3 separate regions of the Homo sapiens genome follow, and all the other regions are linked to region 1. Evidence: chromatin contacts called from ENCODE Hi-C or POLR2A ChIA-PET data. All regions are on one chromosome and are shown on one strand. The core of a region is the stretch at or near the end of the contact, and the rest is flanking DNA. Distances in the headings are between cores, read along the strand shown. Region 1 holds the start of ZNF492 (zinc finger protein 492). Region 2 holds the start of ZNF726 (zinc finger protein 726). Region 3 holds the start of ZNF429 (zinc finger protein 429).

What was found. Hi-C counts contacts between places; a loop is a spot of excess contacts on that map. ChIA-PET counts read pairs that join two places held with the same protein, here RNA polymerase II (POLR2A). Pooled maps may share reads with other maps.
Region 2: a loop to region 1 is called in a map of CD4-positive, alpha-beta T cell, with 9 times the contacts of the local background. The contact joins the promoter of ZNF726 here to the promoter of ZNF492 in region 1. A Hi-C loop is called at or near these places in 2 of 168 maps with a recorded cell type or tissue (CD4-positive, alpha-beta T cell and naive thymus-derived CD4-positive, alpha-beta T cell) and 4 of 50 pooled maps. POLR2A ChIA-PET finds 5 or more read pairs at or near these places in 1 of 52 experiments (activated naive CD8-positive, alpha-beta T cell).
Region 3: a loop to region 1 is called in a pooled map, with 12 times the contacts of the local background. The contact joins the promoter of ZNF429 here to the promoter of ZNF492 in region 1. A Hi-C loop is called at or near these places in 1 of 168 maps with a recorded cell type or tissue (ascending aorta), 1 of 37 single-sample maps with no recorded cell type and 7 of 50 pooled maps.

Annotation. Positions count from the first base shown.
Region 1 is chr19:22,632,451-22,636,674 of GRCh38, forward strand. ZNF492 (zinc finger protein 492) reads left to right here and starts at 1,874. Exons shown (of 4, transcript NM_020855.3): 1 at 1,874-2,024.
Region 2 is chr19:23,912,690-23,916,913 of GRCh38, forward strand. ZNF726 (zinc finger protein 726) reads left to right here and starts at 2,197. Exons shown (of 4, transcript NM_001244038.2): 1 at 2,197-2,308. The coding sequence starts at 2,306.
Region 3 is chr19:21,503,415-21,507,638 of GRCh38, forward strand. It overlaps ZNF429 (zinc finger protein 429), which reads left to right and starts at 2,188. Exons shown (of 4, transcript NM_001001415.4): 1 at 2,188-2,360. The coding sequence starts at 2,358. RefSeq lists enhancers at 1,969-2,571, 2,187-2,506, 2,517-2,876, 2,572-3,173.

The DNA of each region.
Region 1 (4,224 bases), core at 624-3,123:
TCACTGCAACCTCCACCTCCCGGGTTCAAGCGATTCTCCTGCCTCAGCTTCCCGAGCAGCTGGGACTACAGGCACGTGCCACCATGCCCGGCTAACTTTTTTTGTATTTTTAGTAGAGACGGGGGTTCATCGTGTTAGGCAGGATGGTCTCAATCTCCTGATCTCATGATCCGCCTGCCTTGGCCTCCCAAAGTGCTGGGATTACAGGCGTTAGGCACCGTGCCCAGCCAAGCCTTAACTCCTGAATGAGACCATACGTCTTTTTATTTTAGCCCCAATTCGGTACATGGCATGTTTTTAATTTTAGGGGAATGCAACCTTTATTCTAGAAAATTTTTCCCTCACAGTAACGATCACCAATGTCAGGGCACCTACATTGGCCAATGTCAGGGCCTTGTGTGCACTCAGTATATATACAACTGGGTTGGTTCAGGAACAAAACCAATAGCGACGTTGGTTGTGCATAGAACAATAATTTGGTAATATTGGTAAGACAAAGCCATGACTTAGCGGCAAACATTTTTTCATTCATTTGAGAAAAAATTTGCAACTAGTCACCTAAAAGTACTGGTTTACAGCACTGGCATTTGACCTTGGCTGCGCTCTGTCATCACCTAGAGATATTTACACTATTGCCCAGGTTCCATTGCAGGAATTCTGATTTAATTGGTATGTGGCAACTTGTGTTTGGGGGATTTTAAAAGACCTCCGAAGTGATTTTTACATGCAGACTCGGGTGAAAACAATTGGTTCAGGGTGAGGGATGTATTCACTGTGTGTGATTTCCAGGTGTGCTTCTGGAGCTTTGCCCCATGGCTGCTTCTGACTTTGAAATCTTCAACAGCAGCTCTGCCATTGTAAAAATCAAAATGCAGGCCAGGCAGGGTGGCTCACACCTATAATCTCAGCACTTTGGGAGGCCGAGGCGAGTGGATCACCTGAGGTTAGGAGTTTGAGACCAGCCTGGCAAACATGGCAAAACCCCATCTCTACTAAAAATTGAAAAATCAGCTGGGCATGGTGGTGCACGCCTGTATTCTCAGCTACTGGAGAGGCTGAGACACCAGAATCTCTTGAAGCCAGGAGGCTGAGGTTGCAGTGAGCCGAGATCACACCACTGCATTTCAGCGTGGGAAACAAAGTGAGACCATGTCTTAAAAAAAAAAAAAAATCAAAAGACAACTTCAAGATGTACTCAAATATTTTGCTAAATTGCAGCAGAATGAAATGTCTTCCGGCTGGGGTCGGTGGCTCACGCCTGTAATCCCAGCACTTTAGGAAGCTAAGGAGGATGGATCACCTGAGGTCAGGAGTTCAAGACCAGCCTGGGCAAGATGGCGAAACCCCGCTTCTACTAAAAATACAAAAAAATTAGCCGGGCGCGGTGGCAGGCGCCTGTAATCCCAGCTACTCGGGAGGCTGGGGCAGGAGAATCGCTTGAACCCGGGGGCGGAGGTCGCAGCGAGCTGAGATCGCGCCACTGCGCTCCAGCCTGGGCGACAGAGTGAGACTCTGTCTCACACACAAAAAAGCCTAAATTTAAAAATAATTATTCTATTCTTTTCATGTGTGAGCAGCCATATAGTATATTATTTACAAATATATGAGACCTTACACACAACGTTAAAGGCAAACACCTTCTGCGGTGTGCTTGGCTCAGCTCAGGCAGGAAGCCCTGCCTGAAAAGGCTGCACCTTCGGCTGTCACTCTGTCCTCATTCGGCCCAGCGTTTGGTTACATCTTCTGTCACTCAGGGCCTGAGGGCGGGGGGGGGGGGGGTCTTAAACGTTATCCATTCAGCGACGCTGGCCTGGGAACTGTCCAATCAGGCACGCAGCTGGAGCGGAAAGGGCGGCTTCCGGGATGTGGCGGGGTCTTTGTCTCTCGCTGCAGTCGGAGTATGGTCTAGTGTTCGCTGTTCTGCGTCCTCTGGTCCTAGAGGCCCATCCTCTGTGGCCCTGTGACCTGCAGGTATTGGGAGATCCACAGCTAAGACGCTAGGACCCCCTGGAAGCCTAGAAACGGTGAGAGTGCCGGGTCCGACATCCCGAGAGAGGGGAAGGGGCTGGTTGGAACCGGTGGCAAGAGGCTGTGGCGGGACTCAGGCCTCCCCGCAGTCGGCTCCACAATCTGCGCCCCAAGTTCGCCTTGCCCAGCCCAGCCTCAGTCCCCTTCAGCCATCAGATTGGCGGCTGCGCTGGCAGCCGGACCCCCGGGCGTCCTGTCTCTTCCCTGCGCAGTGACGGTGCCCTGGCCTGGAGCCCTCTCTGGGCAGCTCTGCACCCGCAGCGTCGTGTCTCTCCCAGATTGTGCAGGGACCACGGGAGGGTGGTCAGGGGAGAATCCTGACTCGGGGTGCGGGTTCACGAATGGGAAGAGCTTTGGTTTGGTTTATGGGGTTCCTAGTTCCTCTTTTCTTCTATTAAAAATTTATGGGAGTTATCGCGAAAATACTTAAAAATTTAAGCAAGGAGTGGTTCAAAAGTTATAGAGCACCCAGCTGTGGGTTGTAGTTTGTGGTCGGTCCATGGGAGGATCTTGAAGGAAAGATGCAGATGAAAATACCCAAATTCAATAATCGGTTAGGTATATTTACGTAGTTTCTTAATTTTCACCTTGAGCCTACAAATTTCCTGGTTGTGTAATCAGAGCTTACTTGGCAGTTTATCGTTAGTTAAGCCTGAATTTTGTTTCCCCCAATGTAGTAATTTCTAAAAAAAAAAAAATGCATTTGAGTTTGATTTTTTAAAATTAGGAATCCAAAGATTAGAGCCACCTCAGTCTATTTGCCGCCACATGGGGCTGATTTTCCCTGGCATTTTTCACATAGGTCCCAAGCAGGTTCTCAAGTCAACCCCCCACACCCCATTTCTCCAGCTTAACTCTGGCTTGCAGTAAAATACTGAATTTTCAGTTCCTTCTGAAAATCTCAAATGCCAACTTCTTTTCCCTAATTTACATTATTATTTGTCCTTTAGTGTACATTTTTCATACTGTATTTTAATTAATCATTTTTTGACAAAGCATTAGATGGCATATTTAAAAAGATATGTTTTCTGTTTGTAAATATTTCCCATGAGAAGAAAGCAAGGAATATCCCGATAGTGAATTGTAAAAAATCTCTGTGCCTCTTTTTCTTTTGTCTTCCCTAGGCATAAAGATCTTATGAGAATGTTTTAGTGTCAAGATGTTTTTATTTTGCAAACGTTATGGGGTGATTTGTGCTTAGCAACCCTGTCGTTTATTCTTGGTCCTGGCTTTCAGTACTGTCTCTGAATAAACCAAGATAACCGCTATGGCGATGTCTGCTAGAGTATCTAGTGAATATCAGCTCCTAAAGTCATTTTCTTTCGTAGGACAACCTGAGATATGGAGTGTAGCCTCTCAAGTGGATACCCTGGGGAAAAGATGAATCTCTTTTAACTTTTATTTTTGGTTCAGGGGTACACATGCAGGTTTGTTATACAGCTAAAATTGTGTCATGGGGGTTTGGTGTGCAGATTATTTTGTCACTGAGGTACTAAGCATAGCACCAAACAGGTACTTTTTCTGATCCTCTTTGTCCTCCCATTCTCCAACCTCAACTAGGCCTCACTGTCTGTTGTTCCCTCTTTGTGTTTACGTGTTCTTATTATTCAGCTCTTACTTAAATATTTTTTTTTTTTTGAGATGGAGTTTCGCTCTTGTTGCCCAGGCTGGAGTGCAATGGCGCGATCTCGGCTCACGGCAACCTCCGCCTCCCAGGTTCTAGTGATTCTCCTGCCTCACCCTCCCAAGTAGCTGGGATTACAGGCATGCGCCACCACTTCCAGCTAATTTTGTATTTTTAGTAGAGATGGGGTTTCTCCATGTTGGTCAGGCTGGTCTTGAACTCCCAACCTCAGGTGATCTGCCCGCCTCGGCCCAAAGTGTTGGGATTACAGGCATGAGCCACCGCGCCCAGCCTCAGCTATTACTTAGAAACAACATGCATTTGGTTTTCTGCTGCTACGTTAGTTTTCTAAGAATAGTGGTCTCCAGCTTCATCTATGTTGCTCTATGTTGCTTCAAAGGACATGATCTTCTGTGTGTGTGTGTGTGTGTGTGTGTGTGTGTTTGTGTGTGTGCGTGTGTGTATGTGTGTTTTAACGGCCACACAGTATTCCGTGATATTTATCTACCATATTTTATTTATTTATTTTTATTTTATTATTTTTTTTTTGAGATGGAGTTTTGCTCCTATTG
Region 2 (4,224 bases), core at 947-3,446, 1.3 Mb after region 1:
TTACACAGAGATAATGGCTTATTTTTCACAGTGACAAATACACAAAACATATCTTGATACCTAGAAATTTAGTACTGCCTTCACTCAGCGTGAAGGCCACAGTCTTCAGTGAACGTAAAAAGAGCTAATCAAACTGAAAAGAGGACTCTTGCTATGCTATGCCAAGAAATATCAAAGACCTGGCTGTCTTTACTATCTGTAGCCTTATTACAGATTCCAGTGGCCTCTAAGGGAAATCTGCAGCTCAGCTCTTTTGAAATAATGTATGCAAGGCCTTTTTTAGCTACACGCCTTCTTTACTGTGCCTAATAGACACGGATACTTTCAAGTTACAGAATTATGTGACAAGTGCAAAACACACTCTGAATATGGAAATCAAAGACTCCTTTCCCCAACTAAGGAAGCTAATCTTGTTATAACCCAGCCAGGAAATTTGGTCCTATTAAAAACTTGGAAAAAAGGATCCCCAGCAGGTCAACTTTCCCCAAAGTGGAAGGGACCCTATCAAGTTCTCTTTAGTACCCCAACTGCAGTTAAAATTCTGGGAATAAATAGCTGGGTCCACTTAACTCGAATTAAACCTGTCTCTTATGAAGTCCTACAGGACGGCAGAACAGAAGAAACTGATCCTGTTTATTCCCATGAGCCAGTGACCTTTGACTCCTGTTCAGAAGAAATGAAAGGGATGGGTAACATAAAGATATAGATTGGCTTTCTACTTTTGGGAATTAGTTGAAATCATGCAGAGAGTAACTTATTTACTGAGTGGGCACAGACTTCATCCTGTCTACATAATCGAACAAACTGTTGTGTATGTAGACATTTAAACAGAGACTCAAAAGGAAACCTATGCTTTGATCAAAACCAAATGTTTTGTGTGTGCTCCAGACTATTTACATAACATAACCCAGGGCATAAAAGTTTTATGCACTCACATCTCTGCCATTTATGTGCTATCAGTGAACCATATATCAGTTTGGTTCTAACAACTGCCCACTTCTTGAAAGGCTTTCCTGTTTAGTTTACGTGGAATAATTTTACTAATTTTGCTTTGCTGTTGTGGAATATATTGTGGTTGTACTCTTTGTGTAGGAATGCAAGACAAGCTCACTAAATGCTTTCTTAAATTGGACGCTTATTAATCTTCTAGACATCACCTTCTTTTGGAACTAGAAGTTATGAACGACCTTCACCATACCAACACTGTCTGACTGAATTTCTCTCTACCCTGAATGCAAGAGACCAATGGTTAGGCAGGAATATTATCGCCCCTAATCAGCCTGAAAAAGTTACAGAAGACGAATCTTTGTCTCTCTGCAACTCTTAGGATTAAGGGTCCTCTTGTAAAGGAAGGCGAAAAATATGTCAGAATCATTTGAACCAGAGCGACTCCGTTTTGAGAGAGAGCTAGGAAAATGACGCTGAGACTCGCTGGGCTGCATTCTCAGTAAGTTAGGCATTCCTAGCCTCTAGATATTTATGGTTAAGGAAATGAATTAATAATGTTTACTAAGCAGAACCAGACGGAGGAGTGTCCAGATATTCCAACATCTGGGGAATAAAGGTATTCCTAATTTTGCTTTAAAGATAATATCGAGTCGGCCAGGCATGGTGGCTCACGACTGTAATCCTAGCATTTTGGGAGGTCGAGGCGGGTGGATCTCCTGAGGTCAGAAGTTCGAAACCAGCCTGGCTAACGTGGCGAAACCCCATCTCTACTAAAAAAAACCAAAAAACAAAAATTAGCCCGGTGTGGCTGTGTGCACCTGTAGTCCCAGCTACTATGGAGGCTGAGGCAGGAGAATCGCTTGATCCCGGAAGGCGAAGGTTGCAGTGAGCCGAGATCGCGCCATTGCACTCCAGCCTGGACAACAAGAGCGAAACTTTGTCTAAAAAAAAAATTATTCACATATTTAATACGTTGAAAAAAAGACAGCAAAGAAGAGAGAAAATTTTTCCGTGTTCTGAGATGGGCCTCGTTCAGCTCCGGGAGGAAGCCCCGCCTGAAAAGGCTGAGGCTTAGGCTGTCAATCTTTCTTCATTCAGCCCAACGTCTGATGACATCTTCTGTCACTCAGGGCCTTAGAAAGCGGGGTTCTTAAACGTTATCCAATCAGAGACGCTGTCCTGGGAACTGTCCAATCAGGCACGCAGCTGGAGCGAACAGGGCGGCTTCCGGGATTTGGCGGGGCCTTTGTCTCTATCTGCGGCCGGAGCTCCAGGTCTCGTCCTCACTACTCTGTGTCTTCTGCTTTTAGGGGCGCAGCCTCTGTGGCCCTGTGACCTGCCCCCTGGAAGCCTAGAAATGGTGAGAGTGCCGGGTGCGACATCCCAAGAGAGGGAACGGGGCTGGCTGGAACCGGTGGGAAGCGGCAGTGGCGGGACTCAGGCCTCCTCGCTGTCAGTTTTACAATCTGCGCCCGAGTTGTTGCCCAGCTCGGCCTCAGTCCCTTCAGCCTTAAGATGGCGGCTGCGCTGACAGCCGGGCTCCCGGGCGTTCTGTCTCTTCACTGCGCAGTGACTGTGCCCTGGCCTGGAGCCCTCTTTGGGCAGCTCTGCACCAGTAGCCCCGCGTCTCTCCCAGATTGTGCAGGGACCATGGGAGGAACGTCAGGGCAGAATCCTGACTCCGGGTGCGGGCTCATGAATGGGAAGAGCTTTGGTCCGTGGGGTTTTCAGGCCATTTTTTCCTATTAAAAATTTATGGGCCTCACTGCAAAAACATTAAATAATTTAAAGTGTGATTCAAAAATTTTAGAGCACCTTGCTGTGGTTTCTAATTTGTATTCCATGGAAGGAAAGGTTTTTATAAGTTTCATCATAAAACCAAATTCCGTAATTGGCTAGGTACGGTTATGTAGATTTTGTTGTTATTTTGTTGTTGTTGTTTTGTTTTCATTTTCTTTTTTTTTTGAGGCAGAGTCTCTGTTGCCCAGGCTGAAGTGCAGTTTCGTGATCTCGGCTCACTGCAACCTCCACCTCCCGGGTTCAAGCGATTTTTCTGCCTCAGCCTCCCTAGTAGTTGGGACTACAGGCGCCTGCCACCACATTTGGCAATTTTTTTTATTTTTAGCGGAGACGGGGGTTTCACCGTGTTGGTCAGGCAGGTCTCGATCTCCTGACCTCAGGTGATCCACCCACCTCGGCCTTCCAAAGTTCTGGGATTACAGGCGTGAGCCACTGCCCCCGTCCTAGTTCTTAATTTTTACAATCAAGGTGGAAATATCATGGTTATGTAATCAGAGCTTAATTGGCAGTTTATAGTTGGTTAAGCGTTAAGCCTGAATTTTGTTTCTGCCAATGTAGTAATTTACAAAAAAATGCTCTTGAGTTTAGACTTTTTTTTTAGAAGTAGAAATCCAGGGACTAGAGCCACCTCAATCTAATTTCCTGCCACTTAATGGTTTTCACACTCCACAGGGGACTGATTTTTTCCCTGAATTTTTCACAAGTGTCCCAAGCAGGGCCTCAAGTCTGCCCCTCATCCCTTATTCCTCCAGCCTGACTGGCTTGCAGTAAAATACTAAATTTCCAGTTTTGTCTGACGTTGCCAAATGCCAGTTTCTCCTCTCTAATTGACTTTATCAACTATTTGTCCTTTAGTGTACATATTGATACCTATTTTAATGAATCTTTTTTTTTTTTTAAAAGTATTTGAGACAGAGCCTTGCTCTGTTGCAGTGCAGTGGCTGGAGTGCAGTGGCATGACTTAGGCTCACTGCAGCCTCCGCCTCCTGGGCTCAAACGGTTCTCATTTCTGTCTCCCAAGTAGCTGGAATTACAGATGCCTGGCACCACGCCTGGCTAATTTTTGTAGTTTTAGTAGAGACGGGGTTTCACTATGTTGGCCAGGCTGGTCTTGAACTTCTGGTTTCAAGTCATCCTCCTGCCTCGGCCTCCCAAAGAGCTGGGATTACACATGTGAGCTACCGTGCCTGGTGAATTAATTATTTTTTGACAAAGCATTTGATGGCACATTTACAATGATTTTTTTTCTAAATATTTCCTACGAGAATAAAGCAAAGAATAATCTGACACTATTGTAAAATATCTGTGTTTTTTTCTTTTATTTTACCTAGTCACAGATATCTTAGAATGTTTTTGGGTCAAGATTTTTTTTTTTTTGGAAACTTCATAGGGTGACGTATCTTCAGTCACACTTCAGTTTTAGACAATCAACTAATTGAATGGCCTGACTTGACACATGAGTAAAACATATCTGTA
Region 3 (4,224 bases), core at 938-3,437, 1.1 Mb before region 1:
ATTTTCAAATTTTTTATGATGAAAATAAATAATGTTATTGAGCTTTGATTTTCTAAAATCATCCCACAGCTATTTTCCCAAATAATAATAATATAATAATAAATAATAATACAATAATTTCCCAAATAATAATAAAAATAGTGAAAAGGCAGCTGATGATACATGTCTGAAGGACCTCAGTTGAGCCCAGCCTAAATGGCTGACCATCTCAATTACGAGCAAATAAGTTTTGGATGGTTTGTTATGCTGCAATAGCTAACTAATACATGCACCCTGTGCAGATGGAATGCCAGGATTTAATGACAGGTTGATTACTAGTTACCTTCTGACAGTGGACACCCTAAAGATACTGACTTTTCTTTTCTTTTTTTCCCGATTTGAAGTTGGATGTCTCCTAAGACAATGTTGAGTAATGCAGAAATACAGGTAGACATGTATGTGTGTGATTGGTGCTTATACTCACACAGTACCCCACACCACAGGAAAAAAACAGATAACCACAGCCTGACCATTAGAGCCAAGGCCAAACAGCAAAATAAGTTTGCCTTTAATTTATTTTCTTCATATCTTTTTTTTTTTTTTTTTTTTTTTTTTTCCGAGACGGAGTCTCGCTCTGTCCCCCAGGCTGGAGTGCAGTGGCGCGATCTCGGCTCGCTGCAAGCTCTGCCTCCCGGGTTCAAGCCATTCTCCTGCCTCAGCCTCCAGAGTAGCTGGGACTACAGGCGCTCGCCACCACGCCCGGCTAATTTTTTCTATTTTTTAAGTAGAGACAGGGTTTCACCGTGTTAGCCAGGATGGTCTCGATCTTCCGACCTCGTGATCCGCCCACCTCGGCCTCCCAAAGTGCTGGGATTACAGGCGTGAGCCACCGCGCCCGGCCTTCTTCATATCTTAAAGTTAGAGGTTAAGACTGTGGACAGACCCAAAGACATAGAGTTTTCTTCTCCTGTCTCCTGTGGCCCCAGAATTTTTTGTTCACTGTCTGATCTCTGGATGAAAGGTGGACAACAGGTGGCAAAGAGTGGTCTACCTGTGGTTATTTTATTTGTGCTGCCCTCTGCCCTTGCTATGGCCACTATCTATCGCACCCTCAGAACCGAAGATAGATGTTAGTAGAGAGAGGCTGTCTCCTCACCTCTGGCAGAAAAGGGATGTTCAGGGCCTCCACCCACCTGACATCAGAGCTGCACTTCAACGTGGTGGCTGTTGGCCATGTGTGGCTCCTGGGTGCCTGGAATGTGCCTGGTCTGAACTGCAATTTGCTAGAAAAGTAAAATACAGAGTTGGTTTCGAAGATTTAGTTCCAAAAATATATATAGTGCCTTAATAATTACATATTGCTGTGACCCCAGAAAATCTGAGACATCAGTTAATTTAGAAAGTTTATTTTGCCAAGGTTGAGAACACGCCTATGACATAGTTTCAGGAAGTCTTGAGGACACCTGCCCAAGGTGGTCAGGGAACATATTGGTTTTATACATTTTAGGGAGACATGAGACATCAATCAATATATGTAAGAAGTACATTGGTTCAGTCTGAAAAGGTGGGACAACTTGAAGCAAAGGCAGGAAGACACGAAGCTGGAGGGAGCTTCCAGGTCACAGATAGGTGGACTCAAATTCTTTTGAGTTTCTGATTGGCCTTTAGTTCCCAGCTTGAGTTTTCCTTAGTAATTTTGGGGGCCCAAGATATTTTCCTTTCACATTGCTCACATATTAAAATTATAATACTTTAAACATATTGGGTTAGTTACATTATTACAATCAATTCCACGTGTTTCATGTTTCTTTTTAAAGTTTGGCTACTGGAAAATTAAAAATTCACATGTGGCTCACATTTTATTTCAGAGGACTGCCTCCTTTTTAAAATCTCAGGCTGCCTGCTCAAAGGACCAGAAGCTAGGAAGGTGATAAAAGCTAAAATTTAAAAGTAATTGTTATTATATTCTTTTCATTTGTGACTAGCCATATAGTATATTTATAAATGCATATGACCTTACACACAAGGTTCAATGCAAACACCCTCTAGGGTGGGCCTGGCTCAGCTCGGAGGAAAGCCTGCCTGAAAAGGCTGCAGCTAGGCTGTCACGCTTCATTCTGCCCAGCAACTGATCACCCTCTGTCACTCAGGGCCTGAGAGGGCGGGTCTTAAACATTATCCAATCAGGCACGCAGCTGGAGCGACAGGACGGTTTCCGGAATATGGCGGGGCGTTTGGCTCTTGCTGCAGCCAGAGCTCCAGGTCTCGTCTTCATTTCTGTGTCCTTTGTTCTTAGAGGCCCAGCCTGTGTGGCCCTGTGACCCGCAGATATTGGGAGATACACAGCTAAGACTCCAGGACCCCCTGGAAGCCTAGAAATGGTGAGAGTGCCGAGTCTGACATCCCCAGAGAGGGGGAGGGGCTGGTCGGAACCGTGAGAAGTGGCCGTGGCGGACTTAGGTCTCCCGGCAGTCAGCTCCACAATCTGCGCCCGGAATTCTCCTTGCCCAGCTCGGCTTCAGTCCCCTTCAGCCATAAGATGGCGACTGTGCTGACAGCCGGGCCCCGGGCGTCCTGTCTTCCCTCCGCAGTGACTGTGCCTGACGTGTAGCCCTGTCTGGGGAGCTCTGCACGCGCAATTCCGCAGTCTCTCCCAGATTGTGCAAGAACCATGGGAGGGGCGTCAGGTGAGAATAGTGACTCGGGATGCGGGTTCATGAGCGGGAAGAGCTTTGGTCCGTGGGGTTCCCAGTTCCCATTCTCTCCTATTAAAAATCTATGGGAGTGGCCGGGCGCGGTGGCTTATGCCTGTAATCCCAGCAGTTTGCTGGGAGGCGGGCAGATCACTGAGGTCCGGCATTCGAGAACAGCCTGGCCAACATGGTGAAACCCCCTCTCTGCTAAAAATACAAAAATTAGCCGGATGTGGTGGCAGGCATCTGTAATCCCAGCTATGTGGGAGGCTGAGGCACGAGAATCGCTTAAACCCAGGAGACCAAGATTGTGCCATTGCACTCCAGGCTGGTTGACACAATGAGACTATCTCAAACAAAAAAAAAAAAAAAAAAGGGGAGTCACTGCAAAATATTAAAGAATTTAATTAAAGAGTGGTTCTAAAATTGTAAAGCACCCAGCTGTGGGATGTAGTTTGTGGTCCTTTGGAGGAGCTTGAAGGAAAGACTTTGCGCATGGTACAAAAACGCAAATTCAGTTATTGGTTAGGTAGGGTTACGTAGTTTCTTAATTTCCATCTTCAGCTTACAAAATTTCCTGGTTATGTAATCAGAGCTTAATTCCAGTTAATAGTTAACCCTGTATTTGTTTTCCCCAGTGTAGTAATTTACAAAAAAAAAAGCATTTGAGTTAGTTTTTTGTTTTTTTTTTTTTTTTTTTGAGATGGAGTTTCCCTCTTCTTGCCCAATCTGGACTGCAGTGGCGCGATCTCGGCTCACTGCACCTTCCGCCTCCGTGTTCAAGTAATTCTCCTGCCTCAGCCTCCTGAGTAGCTGGGATTATAGGCAGGCACCACCACGCCCGGCTAATTTTGTATTTTTAGTAGAGACGGGGTTTCTCCGTGTTGGTCAGGCTTGTCTTGAACTCCCGACCTCGGGTGATCCGCCCATCTCGGCCTCCCAAAGTGCTGGGATTACAGGCGTGAGCCACGGCTCCCGGCTTGAGTTAGATCTTTTAAAAGTAGGAATTCAGGGACTACAGCCACCTCAGTCGAATTGCCTACCACTTAACTATTTTCACTCCCTACACAAAACTGATCTTCCCCTGCATTTTTCACAGGTGTCCTAAGCAGGGTCTCAAATCTACTCCCACGCCCCCCATTCCTCCAGCCTAACTCTGGCTTGCAGTAAAATACAAAATTTCCATTTCCTCCTGACAATCCCAAATGCCAACTCCCACTACTCCCTAATTCACACTATTAACTATTTGTCCTTTAGTGTACATTTTTGATACTGTATTTTAATTAAACATTTTTTGACAAAGCATTGGATGGCACATTTAAAAAGATTTGTTTTCTGTTTATAAATATTTTCCATAAGAAGAAAGCAAGGAATAATCTTCTGACACTGTATTGTAAAAAAATCTTTGTCTCTTTTCCTTTTATCTTCCCTAGGCATAGAGATTTTATGAGAATGTTTTGGCATCAAGGTTTTTCTTGGAATTTTTGTGGGGTGATGTGTCCTCAGCCACCCTTTAGTTTTTTTCCTGGTCCTGGGTTCCAGTACTGTCTGT